3 separate regions of the Mus musculus genome follow, and regions 2 and 3 are each linked to region 1. The links are chromatin loops, found by intact Hi-C in ENCODE. Cell type or tissue: heart. All regions are shown on one strand. Each heading gives the region's core, and the rest is flanking DNA. Links, peaks and the distances in the headings are about the cores only.

Region 1 (5,000 bases), core at 1-5,000:
TGGAAATTAGAGAATGTTCAAAGACAAAGTCAGCAAAGAAAAGAGAATGTTGATGTTTTATTAGTGGAAAATCCTAAGCACATACTATTTAACATCCTCCTGGGTGCTGGAGGTGTATAACATGGCATACCTTGGCTATAGTCGGGAAACTGAAATTTAGAAACTAAAACATCCAACCATGTGTGAATTAAATTAAAAGTGTCTTTGCTGACATCTACAAGGCTAGATATTATTCTCATTTTATTTCCTAATTCATCTAGTCAGTATAATTTTGGTTTCTAGTTATTTCCATTAATCAGCAAAATAAAATTGTATTTTGACGATTCAAAAAAGGTACTGAATACCAATATTAGACCTTGCAGATACCAACAAAGGTAAAGTCAACGTAAACGTATTGCTTTGTATTCTTCATTATTAGAAAACAGAATAGAGTTCGATTAGTTATATGAGATGTTTGAAAATGGATGATAAAGTTTAACACGTAGAAGAAAAATATTGTTTTAAAATAAACAGTAAAATAGAAAAAAAGGCAAACTAGTAATCAATTTGTGGAAAGATAATGAAGAGAAGGATAATGTACTTCAGGATTAAAAAACCAAAACTGTTGAGCCAGTCCCCCAGTGGTGGGCAACGTTTGTGAGGTGGTGGAGAGACTGCTGCTGGGCGCCCTGTGGAGGTGCAGTTTATGATTTATCTGTACACTGGGAACTATTTATCTACATTATTTGGCATCAGACTTCTAACAGCAAGGCCTAGGAAGGGACCAGGCCTCTTCCCTCACTCTCCATCGAGAGAACTCTGCTTTGTAAAACCTGGAAGATTGATTGAAGAGAGCATGTTACTGGAAGGCTGTTCCTCAGGTGGAACTCTCTCCTCAGGAGGGAAAGACAGACTTCAGTCTCCCTGCAGTTTGCTCAACTCTAAAGGGAGGGCCTTGTAAAGGATGTGAAAGTGAAGTGAACATGGAGAAAGTTAGGTGTGCCAGTGAAGTGAAAGGTCTGGAAAATCTTCAATGAGCAAATTCACACCTAAGTCGGGGATATAAAAGGAACAATGACTGTAGTTCTTTCAGAAACACTCTTATATCCAAGGAAGCTGTTTTGCTTTGTTTTGCTGGTTTTGGTTTTGGTTTGGTTTTGCTGGTTTCGGTTTTGGTTTGGTTTTGCTGTTCCTTTTTTTGTTTTGTTTTGGTTTGGTTTGTTTTTTAGACAGGGCCTCACTATGTAACCCTGGCTGGCCTAGAACTTGGTATGTAGACCAGGGTGGCCCTGATCTCACAAAGATCTGCCTGTCTCTATCTTCTAGATGCTGGCAATAAAGGCATGTGTCACCACACCTGCATATTCAAGAAATTTTATTGCTGTATATTTTTAAACTACATTCTTTACATTAAATTGAAGTATATAAAACCATTTGATATGAATTTGTTCTGAAAGGGCAAGTGTGATGCTCACATTGAAAAATACAAAATAGCAAAAAACATGTCAGGAGAATGTAGTCGTCAAAGTCTCAAATATCTACCAGCAAGTAAGAGTTCCTCTGATGACCAAACAGGGCTAACCTTAGAACACAGTGATGACTTAAGTCAGTTACCAGTGCTCATGTTATGTTTCTCAGAGGAAAACCAAATATCTATCAAATGGAAACGAAAGTTTCTTTTCTTATTCCTGAATTTTTGAAAGTTGTTTTTTTGTTTGTTTGTTTTGTTTTACAGGACTAGATTTCTTAATATAGTAAAGCTATCTTCAACCAGCAATCAGACTATTTAAGTGTTTCGAATTATAATTGATATTGCCAGATAGCTACTACCATCATTTTAAGATTTACTTGAAAATGCCTGTATGTGGGTAGTGTGTGTTGTGCTGTCATAACAGTATATCTAAGAACAGAAATTTAGATAAAACCAAGTCTATGTCATAGCCAGGAGACTGGGAAGTCTGAGGCTGAGCACTGCCACCTAGTGGTAGGACGTTCCTGCTGTGTCTTATTTGAGAAAGGCAGAAGAGCACATAGAACAAACTGCCTCACCCGTTCTTTTAAGACCTGTTAGAAAGGGAGAACTCTTATATCCCCATCACCTCTTAAACGTGCTACCTCTTACTTCATTCGCATTGGTAACACATGAATTTGGGAAAAGACATAATTGAAATCATAGAGGCTTAAAATAGTATAGATAACAACATAATAAAACCAGCAATCCTGTTTATTTTTAATCTCCTTTCAGTTTGTAAGTCATATCACCACTTTATTTTTGCAGTTATTACTTTAAAGTTTTATATATTCTTAATATTTTTCTGTTCCACAAAAATGCAGATTTTACATCTTTATTTTTACTATGTAATTAGGACCTGGTTCCCTAGTACTCTTAGTAAATCAAAGGAGCAATTACCTGGCGTATAAAATCTTAATAAATCTGATTATATTTTATGATAGAGTGAATCTTTTTAGCTTCATGTCTGCTTTTTTTGAAACCTCTTAGAGGTATGTGGACCTCCTCTCTACAATATTCAAATAGCAAGGCTAATGATTTAATAAAATGTGTGTTAAGATGCACATTTCTTAAAAAATATTAAGTATGAAAGTAAGTAATTGAATCCAGCAGAAGACACTAAAATGACATGTTTCCATCCTAACGGACGTCTTCCTGATTCAGTTAGCTACAAGAAATATTATAAAATCATAGTGTATGTTTTTCTTTCATTAAGATAAGCTATTATAAAAATCAGCCCCAAACAATTATATAATAAAGGATATTCCATGGTAGTCTAGTGAGAATTCTTTGTGGGAGTTTTAATCTAACTAAGCTGTTTACTCTTGTTACATGGCTATACAGAGTCCTACACACTTCTGGGTTAGGCCCAGTTATAAGTTTCTGTTTATTCTTAGATCATGGATTAACTCTGTCTCATGTGTTAGCAAACATCAAACAAGTTTGTTGAAGAAAGTAAGAACTCTTTCCTTTGAGAAGCTTTAATTCACATAGCTTGACTCTTTAAATTCAATACTCAGATTATTTAGATTGATACTTACACAAATTAGCATGCTATTCAGTTGGAGGTTTATTATTTGACAGTACTTACAGAACCAATTCGTATACCTCTATGATACCAACAGAACAAGATTTGTGAGTGGACCAAATGGTGCTCTAGGCTGAGTCACATAATATAATTTGTTAGTAAAGCCTAGCGAAAGTGGGTGACCAGTATGCTTAGATCGAGGTCCTCAAAGTGAAGTTTAGTCAGAGTGATCTGGTCTGTGACTTTGTGCCTCACGTAGTTTCTAATATTGTGTTATTTTTGTATCTTTAAAAGAGGGCTGAGACTTTCTCTTACACCAATAACTAACTAACTGGGCCATGTTCTGTATGTCATCTAGTTATCAGGCCCAATAGCTAACTAACTGGGCCGTGTTCTGTATGTCATCTAGTTATCAGGCCCAATAACTAACTAACTGGGCCGTGTTCTGTATGTCATCTAGTTATCAGGCCCAATAACTAACTAACTGGGCCGTGTTCTGTATGTCATCTAGTTATCAGGCCCAATAACTAACTAACTGGGCCGTGTTCTGTATGTCATCTAGTTATCAGGCCCAATAACTAACTAACTGGGCCATGTTCTGTATGTCATCTAGTTATCAGGCCCAATAACTAACTAACTGGGCCGTGTTCTGTATGTCATCTAGTTATCAGGCCCAATAACTAACTAACTGGGCCGTGTTCTGTATGTCATCTAGTTATCAGGCCCAATAACTAACTAACTGGGCCATGTTCTGTATGTCATCTAGTTATCAGGCCCAATAGCTAACTAACTGGGCCGTGTTCTGTATGTCATCTAGTTATCAGGCCCAATAACTAACTAACTGGGCCGTGTTCTGTATGTCATCTAGTTATCAGGCTCCTGGTGTTCAGATATCCTTATCATTGTGTGCAAAGCATGAGTATCAGAAGTCCGGAATCCCTACTCTTATCATTGTACGACAAGAATGTGGCATGTTTTGAAGTGTAAGGAGGAGAGTCTGAGAACAGGAAAATCTGGGCATGGTAGCATTGCCTTGTAATCCAGCACTTAGGAGGCAGGGGGTTACCGTTATAGAGGACAGCTTCCAGTAGGTAATGAATTCTAGGCCACTCAGGACTACATAAAACTTACTGCTCCTGCTACTTACTGTTAGAGAGGGGAGGAGAGGAGGGGAGAAAAGAGAGAAAGAGTGAGCAAAAGGGAGAGAGAGAGACAGGCAGACAGAGAGAGGGAGAGAGAGAGAGAGAAAGGGGGAGACAGACTACAAAAACAATGAATGGCCCATTTGAGTCCATCAGGAGCCCCTGAAGCCTGGTCCAGGGTTGGTGTGTCCCCGTCACAGGGCTTTCAGAATTGCTAGCCCTGTCCTCTTGACTGTGAAGGATCCACCCTGTCCCTTTAGAACTCATTGGATCAAATCACAAACAAATATTCTCCCTTATTTGTTTTGTTTATTGTCTTTCTCCACTTATTAGGAGTAAGCCTTAAAGTAACGGGTGTATTTCTGTCGTATTTGCTGCAACATGAACACTCAAAAGTCCTTGACTCCAGTGGCAAACCCAGAAAGGGAATATTTTCCTGAACTTTTAAAATAACTTTATGGTCATAAAAAATCTATAAAGTATATCACAAGGTACATATATTGTGAAGATCTTTGAAGGAAAAAAAATAGCAAATCCCTGCAGATAATGTACTCTGGAGAAAAACGACTTGTCAAATACTTACCTATGTGTTTTACCTTTTTTTTTTTAAGATTTATTTATTTATTTATTTATTTATTTATTTATTTATTTATTTATTATATGTAAGTACACTGTAGCTGTCTTCAGACACTCCAGAAGAGGGCGTCAGATCTTGTTACAGATGGTTGGGAGCCACCATGTGGTTGCTGGGATTTGAACTCCGGACCTTCGGAAGAGCTGAGCCATCTCACCAGCCCGTGTTTTACCTTTTTATTACTACATTCTTCATCTGTTCGTACAA
Region 2 (5,736 bases), core at 281-5,280, 410 kb before region 1:
GGAGTGACTGGCAGAATGAAGGTGATGGCTGACCGAGATGAGTCCTCTCCGTATGCAGCCATGTTGGCTGCCCAGGATGTGGCCCAGAGGTGCAAGGAGCTGGGCATCACTGTCCTGCACATCAAACTCTGGGCCACAGGAGGAAACAGGACCAAGACCCCTGGACCAGTCAGCCCTCAGAGCTCTTGCTCGTTCTGAGATGAAGATTTGGTGGATTGAGGATATCACCCCCATCCCCTTGACAGCACTCGAAGGAAGGGGGAGGGGGTCATTGTGGTGGCCGTCTGTGAACAAGACTTCTCAAATTATTTTCTGTTAATAGATTGCTTTGTGTAAGCTTAAAAAAAAAGTAGAAAAAAAATGTGCAGCCCCATACAGGATGTATTTCTGTGTCACTCGTCCTAATATCTTTTTACTCAAGCTTCATATCTTCATGACCAGGATTTATCTTTGTTTTTATATCATTTATGGGTTATAAGTCAGCTCAAATACTTTTGGGACAGACAGGACATGAATTTAAAATTATAAGCAGCACAGATAAAATGGCTAATATAAAAGAAACCTGATAACAAGATAGGAAGAAAAAATAGTGAGCCCTCAATATCATCCTGAGAGATTTGAGACTTTTAAAAGAAAAGGTATAAATAAGAATAAATCATGGCTTTGCTTTCCACAGTGGGTAATCAACTTTATATGAAGACTTCCAAGCTGAAAGAACACAAATAAAATACAATAAAATCAATGATAAACTATACAATCACTGTTTGAAGAATTAATATGGGTTATTGATGTAATAATTAAAAATAGCATTATTTAGCCTTTCCTATGTAAAAAACCATGGTAACTAAAATCCACATAGCATCTTTTAGAGTGTTACTATAATTTTCTCTATAGATGAGAAAGCTGAGATACAGGAAAAGCAGCTGGCTATAGCAGTTAAAGGCAGTAACAGCCAAGAACAGCCAAGACCCACAGCCTATGCTCTGGAGGAAGTAAGATTCCAACTAGTCCAGGAACTATGACTGAAAAGAGCTTTATAGCACTGAAAAAGATGTAGACAGAGCAATCAGGAACCTGGAAATAGGTTGAAACGACTCAGAGTGGATTGAGGACTACAATAAACTCTGGGGAACAGGAAGTAAGCAGGTTACAAGGAGCCTTCACACTCAAGAGAGTCCACTTAAAACAGTAAGCAGTAGCAAACCGTGGTGGGTTCCAGAGCACCAAGAGGCAGATGAAAGCTCTTCTTGGAAAGATAGTGCTCGGTGATATGAAGTCACCCTAACTTCAAGGGCAAGCTTGAAGTAGCCATGCCCCCTTGGCACTACAGACCAGTGACCCAGTGTAGTAAAAGGTCAAGAAGAGCACAATATCCTCTTATCCTACTTTCCAATTGTTTTTATAGCCTGTTGTCAACGTACCATCACCAGGTAATCTCTATAGCTCTTTCTTTTGGATGTTGATTATACTTGTGATTCAAACATAACCTCCGAGGTCCAAAGCACATCTTAAGGCCTCAAGATAATATTTAAATCATCCTCACTCTGAAACTCTCTACTTATGTAAGCTTTACTGTTTTTCCTAAAGGGATGCTTATGTTTCTAAGAAATTTATTGAACGTTAAAAAGTGCTATCAAGATATAATTTGTTCTGGGCATGGTAGTAGATGTTTATGCTCTAGAGGCAACATGATGGTGAGTTCTAGACTAGACTGGACTCAGTAAGACCCTGTCTAAAATATAAAACTGTGGGGGTAGTGTGGTACAGTTGGCAGCATGGTTGCCTAGCCTGCACAAAGGCCTGAGTTCAATTCCCAGCATCACATAAACTGGGCATTGTGTTTAATACACACAGAACTTGGGAAGTGGAGACAGGATCAGCTTAAGGTCAGCCCTAGCTGTCCAGGAAGCTCAAGGCTAGCCTAATCTAGAAAATCTAGACAGGGAAAGATATAATTTTTAAAGCACTGTCTTAGATATCCCCACTTTGTATAGTAAGATCTACACCCTAATCTTGAAATATTCCATATTCAAATGAATCCAGCTTAGAACTATTTACTCTAGTTTCTTCCATTAAAATATAAATAACAACTTTCTGGGTTTTTTTTTTTTTTTTTTTTGCTCATTGAGACAGGATCTAGCCATGCATAGTGCAGGCTAGCCTCAAAATGGAGGTAGCTCTGCCTCTAGCTATGCCAGGCTGGGGTGTGTATAGCCCATTGCCCCACACTTGGGTGAGAGGGATAGGCCATCAAGCTCAGGCATGACGTCTTTAAAACTGCTCTGTGAGACTTTTAACTCCCTTGTTGCTCTGAATTTTTTTTTTTCTGCTAAGTTTTTCATTCTGTGTCATTTTTTCCTGTCAATATCGGACACTTTGGAAGCAATGAGGAGCAATGGTACCTGGAATCCTAAAATAGACTTGAGTCCTGCACAGGGTCTGTGTTCTCCAACCCTAACCATCATAAATGTTCACTTTCATCACCACAGTGGGGGCCACTGTCACATTATAATGACCCAAAGTAAGCCTTTGGAAAAGAACTATTGCACTTAGAAAGAGGAAGCCAATTGTCAAAGAGAACTTAAAACATGAACACAAGCACTGGAGGGAAGCTGATGGCCCCTGTAACCTGAGATGGGGGTCTATAAACTCAGCTTCTCTGAGGAGAGGCTGAGGCAAGAGGCTCAAGATAGGTAAAACAGGCATGAGAGTGCCCACTAGGAATCCCAACACTTGTGTGACAGAGGCAGGGTTGTTTAGAGTTCCAGGCCAGCGTGGGCTACATAGTACAAATCTCTCTCAAAAACAAACCCAAGACTGTTCTGGTTGGTTTGTTTTGTTTTGTTTTGTTTTTTCCTTACAGTTGGAAACAATTTACATCTTGCCGAAAACATGTAACTGCAGAAAATGGGGCTCCATTTTGATTCTGAAACCCTGGGCTTTACTACCAAGATTTTCATAATTATCACTATAGATGCAAGTATGGCTTCTATAAATCAGTTAACTAGTCCTTTATCTCCGCCCCCCTCCCCCACCTTCCCGGTTTTATAGATTATGGGGGGAGGAGGTTGTGTTGGCTGCAAATCTGAAAAGCCTGCCAGTCACTTAACTTCCTTTGTTTCAAGGTCACGTGAGCACATTCCTAGCACAAGGTGGAAAGGTCGCCTGGGCGGCCCGCGCCCACCTCCCAGGCCTGTTACTGGCTGGCCGATCCTCCACCCTTCTCAGGTCCCAGGAGGCGGGCGAGGGCTGCAGGCAGCGGCGGAGGTACCGCCGTGGTTAGGTCGCCGAGGTTAGGTGTACTCACCCCGCTCGCTCGCCCTGACCTGGAGCCGGCGGCGCGCACGGGGCGGAGCGGGGAGGGACGGGGCGGGGCCGGGACCGCAGGAGCGACACGGCAGCGGAGGAGCTCTGCCCGCGCTGCGGTGAGCATGCGCAGTGGGGCTGCACGGTGACGTCCGGGCGAGACCTTCCTGCAACCCGGGCGCCAGCAGCCTTCACTTTCCCGGAGCCTAACCCGCTTGGTGCTCTCGGCCAGGCAGGGGCAACCCCGAGCCAGGGTATCTGCACTCCCTTCCCCACACGCAGTCATTCTAGACGCCTGGCTATAAACAGGGGACTCGTGACAAGTAGAGTGCGAGCCAGGATGAGGGCCGCGAGCATCCCCAAGAGCCTAGAGAGCAGTACCAGCTAAATGAGGTGGTCACTGCCACCCATTTAAGGCTGGGGCGAGAAGTTAGGAATTCGAATGCTAGTAACTGTATCATTTGCAGCACAAAAATCAGAAAATACCAATCAGTAAAATGAAACCAAGAGGCAATGGTAGGGCCAAGGAAAATACCAGAAGATGTAGGAGTCTTAGGGGTTATGGGGACCGATAGAATATCTCAGGAAAAGCATGTCTGGTCCTTTAAACAGTACAGTATTTCTTAGAAAAGAAACAGGCAAAATGAAACTGCTGTCTTCAAATGTGAAAAGGGAAATTTTGGTCTTGAGCAAGTAGTGTAAGATTACCATGTTAAGTAGCTAATAAATTCCTGGGACTCTAGGTAATGGTTTTGCAATTTCCTGTAAGTCCATATTGTTTCGAAATAAAAGGTTAACAGTGTGTGTGTGTATGTGTTCTGAGTTTGTTTTATAATTGGACAGAACATAGATCTGTAGTGACCACTGGCAAAAGATGGGGAAGGGGCTAACTTTAAAAGGGGCTTAGAAGTTAGAAGGATGGTAGAAGGATGGTAGTTTCTGATTGTTGGTTTTATTGATGATTAAACCACTATTTTGTTTGTCAAAACAAAAACCAAAAAAAGTGACATTTTGCCACACACAAAATAGTTTTAAAACAGTTTTGTAAAAATGAACTTTAACTTTTTTGAGCAACTATTAATTAATTGGTAGCACCTAATTTAATTTATTTTTTAATTAGAAGGAATCTGTAGCCTAGGCTAGCCTGGAACTGTAAATACTTCTACATCTAAGTGTTAGGATTAAAGCTTGGAACATCTTAACCTGCTTCTATTTGACGTGTTAGTTTGTTTTGAAGGATAAGAAGTTATTTGTAGGGTATGGCAGCTCATGCTTATAACCCCAGCACTCAGTGAAGTAATAGGGGGTGGTGGCAAGAGGAATTCAAGGCCAATCTGGGCTATAGAGGAAATTCTAGAGCAGCCAAGTCTGCTTTATTATTTTCTAAAAATAAAGTAAAAATTACCAAAAAAAAAAAAAACCTGCCCATGTAAAAATAAGAATCATTAATTTACCATACTATTGTACTCAAAATTTTAGAATACGTACCACAAATTATACCACATTAGCTTAAGCCCGGCATTCTATACCAGAGCCAGTTTCAAATGACATGATTCACCTATGGTAGACAAAAAAATAGGATGTAAGTCACGTCACCTCAGTGCATTTCCCTGTACCACGGTTCTAGTCGGTGTTTGCACACAGCATGGTAAAGTTCCTGAGGGCGTGGTTTCTAGCATCCTTAGATTCATATAAGACTCCAAATGAGTAGTCATTGAATAAAACAATGAAGCAATCACAAAATAAGAGGAGGAAAGCTCAAATGAACTAGCGACTACGACTGCTTACCCGTCATATTTGAATATTCTGCCTCAGCCCCCAAAATACTGATAGTATTTTACCTAACAGGTAAAACACTTGACTGGCCTGTCTGAGGCCCTGAGTTCCACCCACAGAAACAGAGGAGTGTGGACAAGGAGGAAGAGGAGAGAGAAAGAAAATGGAAAGAGTGTGATCTTGAAGCTGCATATGCTCAGTGCACAGCCAAATGCATAACAGAATAAAGCAAGCAAGCCTAGAGAGGAGAGACGGCTGATTTCCAGTTTGCCAGGGCAGTCGAGAGGAGACATGAAAACACACTGTATAGGAAGCATGCTCCGGTAGCGAGCCTGTACATTGATGCTCGATTGTGTGGCTGCATGATGCTATATGTCTAACAAAACCCATAGCCGGGCAGTGGTGGCGCACGCCTTTAATCCCAGCACTTGGGAGGCAGAGGCAGGCTAATTTCTGAGTTCGAGACCAGCCTGGTCTACAGAGTGAGTTCCAGGGCAGCCAGGGCTACACAGAGAAACCCTGTCTCAAAATAATAATAATAATAATAATAATAATAATAATAATAATAATAATAATAAATAAGTAAAAATTTAAAAAAACAAAACTGAACACCACTGAAAACAAATCCACAGGTCAATTATGGACCATGTGAAT
Region 3 (5,736 bases), core at 430-5,429, 600 kb before region 1:
TTTCCACTCCCAAGACTCACATCTTTCTTGTTCCTTTAAGTCTTCTCTGTGCATTTCAAACCAAAGGCTTCCTCACGCTCTTGATCCAAGCAATGCTTCTTGCTTCACCCTGATGACTTACCCACTTGAATTTCACAGTTTGTTGATGTTTATCTGAACCTTTTCCTTGCTTTGTTTTATCCCACCTTTGAGGGTGAGCTGTTGTTTGGCTATTTCTTTCATTCCTCTTCTCTGGGAGCATCTTTTAAGCCCATAACAACTGAACAAATCTTCCACAGGCAGTATCTTGGGTGCATTTTACATTCTATATCCTGGCTTTCTGGGCCAATAAGACAGACTTCAGTTGCAGAATGGGAGAAATGTTTCCTTCCCTATTCTAAAGCGGCCCTTCCGACTAATTAAGGAAATATGTCAAAACAGCTCCCAAGAAGAACGCATATGTCAGCCAAAGAATTAAATATTTGAAAATGAGAAGAACCACTTGGTCCATTTCTCAATAAAGATTAAGAACAACGGGAAAGAGAAAGGTAAATGGAAGAAATAAGTTAGAATTCAATCTAGAATAAACATAAAAATCTCCAGTTAAGGTGTCAGGATGGGTGTTTAAACCTATGACTCTATTGAGATCAAGGCCATTTGGCATAAACAGACTCTTTAAACTGCATTATCAACATTTACCATTTGCTCCCAGCCAAGTCCATCAAGGAACAACAGGACATAAATGTCCATGGAACAATAAAAATGATGAGAATGGAAGTCTTTGTTGTGGTACAAACAACTGATGCAGAGGGCTTTAAAAGCAGTGGGCGGGCTAAGTGAGAGACACACAAGGGGCACATACAACACCTTTCATCAAACTCCAGCACCACAAAAGTACAAGGTAGAAAAAGAGATGCACCAATATATACAGGATAACACTGATGCTCTGTGGGGAGTCAATCCACAAGACAGAACTCAAAACCAGACTCATTATGGTTTATTTTTATTTTTGCAGCCTCTCAAAGAAAAGGGCAGAGACCTCTCACTCAAAAACTTGATGATAAATAGTACTACCTCTGCCCTGCCCAAACCAACAAGGACAAAAGCAGTTAAGAGAAACAGAGCCCCGAGAAGAACTCACTTCTCTTCAGTCCGTGCGATCATTTTGGGAACCAAGTTCCTGGTTAGGCATGGTCGCGCCCACAACCATAAGCAAGTTTTTGGGAGGCTTGCAGAAGGAGAAATGTGAGTGAGGGAAGCTTAGACAAAAGAGTGAGACCTTGTTTCAGCAGTAGTAGTAGCAGTAGTAGGGAAAGTAAAAGAGGAAGCACCATGTTCTTAGGAGTCTTACTGATATGAGAGGCATCCGGAAGTAAAGGCTACATGAACTTGGCCATCTGCCTTCAAGAATCACATAAAGAAACCTATTTAGAGATAGGATAGCTGCTCAGCTAGGCTGGATTCATGCTTTGGGTCTTCAGGATGCTCCATTCTCCTTAGTTTACTATATCTATGGTCTCTGAGAAGCAACGGATTCAATAGTAAAGATATGTAAATAGTTTGGCCTTAGGTCTCCTGGAGAGAGCACCACCACTTCTTCCTTATACCTTGTCACAACAGTGAGAACAGTATTACATCCACAATATTTTAGTCTTTTGGCTATACTTAGAAATGCTTAGAGAGTCTTCACTATTGACTTATCCAGAAAGCATCTGCTGATGCTTGCCTACGGATGACGATGTGAATAACAAAATTAGCAAGGTGAGCATGGCGTGTGTGTAAAATGCCACGTAACTATCAAGCACAGATCCATAATCAATGCTTCTCACTTTGTAGGTAATCAACACTGATATCCTTCACTACTTTTTATATGTTTGCGTACCATCTGGTAGGAGGGCAAATAAACAGACACATTATTATACTGCAGTGTGTGAGGTGATGACATGGTCTGATGAGAGATATGAGACAGGACGTGGGAGGAGCAAGGGTAGTCAGCATGTTAGCTGAGTCTCAGGCAGACACTGAATCATATACAGGAGCCACAGGAACTCAAAGCACAGTGGATTTGCATGTCAAGAAACAAAACAGATTCAGAAGAAATCTCAACCAGTTGATAAAGGGGGCAATGTCAGTTTCAATGGGAACTACCAAACCCTTGCTTTACTTTTCCTGTGTGTGTATGTGTGTATGTGTGTGTGTGAGTGTATAGAAAAAAAATCAAAGTTAAGCAGAGAAATTGATTTTTACTAACAGATGCAAAAGAAACTCTAACTCCTGTCACAAACAAATAAACTATTTTTTGCAACATCAAACAAAAGAAAAAATGGGGAGGAATGAGGAAAAAAGGAAAGAGAAAGAAAGACAGACAGACAAGACCCTTGGGCAAGAATTTTTACAATCATCCTGTTTCTAGGTCAGATTCTCTTGGTAGGAAACAAACAACAACAACAACAACAACAACAACAACAAAACCACCACCAATAACAAAAGCCCAGGCCTGGAATAAGAAGACGACGCTAGGAATGCATTCTCTACACCATCAGACTTTTAACACATGAACAGCCAGGCTAAGCAGACGTTGAAAGGAGGACTGGACTAGGGAGAATACGTTAAAAAATGACTCATAAATGAAGAATGGTGCATTCTTAGAAGGCCCCTGAGTTTACGTTAGGTAAAAGCAAAATTTAAAAGTACACAGAATGATCAAGCAATGAACCATTTTCCAGTTTTCTCCACAAGAAAACATCTCAATATGCTTTATAAAATATAATCCCATATTTTAATGTGCATAAGCAAATGAATTCTGGAATTAAAAAGAACTAAAAATCAATTCCATACAAGACAGAATGAGAGGTTGGGAATATATTTTTACAAAAAACAAATGACCTCTTTGGTTTTCTTTATCAGGTACACAGGAAGGGTGCCTTGAAATTCTAAAAATAGAACCAGGAGTGCTACTTGTGTATGTGTGTTTTAAGAACTAAAATCACCATGTAGAAAGGCATGCAGGAAGCACACTAATGTCATTAAAATATAATTGGACTTGCAGGAACAATCACTGTGCTGTGCTGTAAGGGGAGCTGTTGGCACGTGCAGAGCACAGAGCCAGCGTGAGCTCATCAGCCGGTCTCGGCAAGACCCACTTCCAGCTAGAAGCAGCCATGTTGCAATCCCTCGCATCCCTGATGCTGACAAGCTAAAGGACTTGTTTTGTCTCTGGAAATTCGTCTCTGGTGATTAAGTGCTTACAGTGAATACCGATCACATGAAAGAACAGTTCTGAAGAATCCGAATGAGTGCCCTGTGTCCTCTACCTGCAGCCCTGGCTTGTCTTTGAATCTAGATAGCGCTAGGCAGGGCGACTGCAAACTAGAATCAAGGAAGCATTCCCCACCTCCTCTACCCCACGTAACAAATATATTCCCCAACTTTTAGTAGAGGGCACAGTGTAGAGACAAGAAATCCTCTTTAACCTCTGGACTCTAAATCAAATATTATTACAATAAAGCAAATGTTTTAAAGGTTAGGAGTAATCATATGGATGAATCTGCAGCAAGAGTTTGAGAGTTAGTAACTATCTGTGTCCTCAAGTCCCAGGTTAAAAATTTACCCAAAATTGTCAGTTCTTAGGAACTGCACCTCAGATTAAAATCTTCTCACCAGGGATTCTCTAAGAATTTGCTCTTGTTTTAAATCGTAAGTGCTTGTAAAACTGCCAGCCCTGCAAAACTGGAGACCATTAAACAATATAAAGCAGTGAGTGATTAAACCCACCAAATACACACTCAAAGCAGCTTATGCTACTTTTTAATTAAAAATAAGAGATCATTGGCTAAATTCACATGTCTTAGCTATCCAGAAATTAGTAGTCTGCAAATGCAAACTGTTACCGAGAAAGGCATGCACAAAACCACACACAAGGTAAGAGGTGGACTGGATGGAGCTCTGAGTCCAAGGCCTGAAGTTGACCTAATTTACCCAGGGCATACCCAGACATCTCCAAGCTGCAGTGTGAGGACTCCATGTGGCATCATTAGCAGAGGCCTCCAAGGAGACAAGGTGTCCACCTTCTTGTCAGGCAATGCGTTAGATCACAGCATATCGAGGCACTGAGGCATGAGGTGTGTAGATGACTAGTGGAGGTGTTACTGCTATTCTTAAATACCCCTTAACCTAACCAATAAGCATTTCTTGAAATAACCATAAGCTCTTGGTGAAAGAAGCCCAGGAACTTAGGAGTTAATGGCATCACTTGAGACAGAAAGAAATTTTTTACTGCAAAGTTAGAAGTAAATAAACATTGCAGCTTTAAGTTGTTCCTACTTGTTTAAAGTCAAGAAAGGCCAGGGGGCTTAGTCAACTTCAGGCAAGGGGCCAAAACTGTGAAGATGAGATTTAAGGCTGGGATGATATCATTCACTATGAAGTCTGCTCTTTCTGAAGCATGAGAAGTTTTACTGGTGAAACCTTACCTCAACTACAGCTTTTTATTTTTAACCTCTGTTTTCTTCCCCTCTCAGGAATGATTTTCCAAATATGCTCCCTGTCTTATATGGAAAGTTTATAAATTTGCTTTCTGTATTAGACATGGTCTTACCTAAAAAGCTTGCCCTAAAGTAAAGAACCGGCACTTGGTAACTACAAGAGTATAAGACATGATACTCATGTTTAATCACTTCTGCCACCGCTGCAGGTCTCGTCACTTCAGAATCATCCATTGGTAGCTCTAAATTCTCCTGGGGGGGGAAAAAAAGCAGAGACTAAGCCAAACTGTGTATGTCAATGAATACAGAAACAACAACAAAACCCAAGTGCACACATGGAAAGAGAAGGGTGAGAGCTTCTCCTTGCAAATGACCAGTTAAGTTCAAGGTTAGGAGGTAAGAAAAGGGAGAGCTACCCACACAAACATTGAACATTTGAGTTCTAGGTAAACAGTAATGCCAGAAAACATTAACCGTAAGTAATTCCAGATTGTTCTGGGGGAAACAAAGCAGCTCTGAGTAGAGAAATAAGATGGGGTTTGGGGTGGGAGCAGGGTTGGAGGCAAGGGTGAGAGCAGGGGTGAGTGCAGGGGTGGAGGAAGCACAGAGAACTACTGAAGCAACAACTCTGAAGTTTCCACTGTATGATTTTTAGCAACAAGAGTTGTGAAAGCTAAAAAACCACCCTAACAACTGAACAGAGGCCAGGAAATGCCCCTACAGGTTCTATTGTACTTGCCCAACGATGACTCATTGTATGCTCAACAATCCCTAGTTCCATTTGGAATAAGTTATTTTGCAAGAGTCTGAGTTTGTTAGGTGTATTTCAGATCCCAAGTGATCCTGTTTTCATTATTTTGTGTATCTTTGGTACAGCTCAACAATAAATCTTGATTTAGGGAATGGTCATCAGCACATGCCACCATGAAGTTAATTAAACAAGGCTGTGTAAGCAGAGATGGCGAAAGTCATTCCACTTCCCAAGTAATTGTTCTTCGCAGGCTGCTTCTTTCTCATCATACATGAATTAAGGGATGGAAATGGAGAGGAGCCTGAGGAAAAGAAAGTCCAGCGACAGGCCCAAAGTGGGATCCAGCTCAAGGAGAGGACCCAAGACCTGACACGACTACTGAGGCTATGAAGCACTCACAAAAAGGGACCTATCGTGACTGCCCTCTGAAAGGCCAAACAAGCAGCTGAAAGAGTCAGATGCAGATGCTTGCACCCAAGCAGCTGGCCCGCTGTTGAATTAGGGAAGGCTGAAAGACGCTGA

Evidence for each region. A loop is a pair of places that touch in the nucleus more often than their neighbours do. Peaks named below come from ENCODE experiments on the same cell type or tissue, not always from the same donor. Only the 100,000 strongest peaks of a DNase experiment are listed, where the experiment ranks them.
Region 2: a loop joins it to region 1, with 1.9 times the contacts of the local background. A loop is called at or near these places in 7 of 42 quality-filtered maps.
Region 3: it touches region 1 in a loop (4-fold over the local background); 4 of 42 quality-filtered maps call a loop at or near these places.

The regions. Positions count from the first base shown.
Region 1 is chr13:91,635,067-91,640,066 of GRCm38, forward strand. All of the region lies in intron 4 of Ssbp2 (single-stranded DNA binding protein 2), which reads left to right. Among named protein-coding and RNA genes, the nearest start is that of Gm22778, 86 kb to the right of the region's middle. In heart, for the core only: a CTCF peak has its summit at 1,981 (motif pointing left); a DNase peak (open chromatin) is centred at 1,945.
Region 2 is chr13:91,220,632-91,226,367 of GRCm38, forward strand. It overlaps Atg10 (autophagy related 10), which reads right to left and starts at 3,356. Exons shown (of 8, transcript NM_025770.3): 1 at 3,308-3,356. It also overlaps the pseudogene Gm17450. In heart, for the core only: no CTCF peak of the experiment used is centred there; a DNase peak (open chromatin) is centred at 3,390; H3K4me3 peaks cover 1,508 bases; H3K27ac peaks cover 1,839 bases.
Region 3 is chr13:91,036,274-91,042,009 of GRCm38, forward strand. It overlaps Atg10 (autophagy related 10), which reads right to left. Exons shown (of 8, transcript NM_025770.3): 4 at 4,577-4,715. Among named protein-coding and RNA genes, the nearest start is that of Gm46434, 110 kb to the left of the region's middle. In heart, for the core only: a CTCF peak has its summit at 3,050; no DNase peak of the experiment used is centred there; H3K4me3 peaks cover 262 bases; H3K27ac peaks cover 311 bases.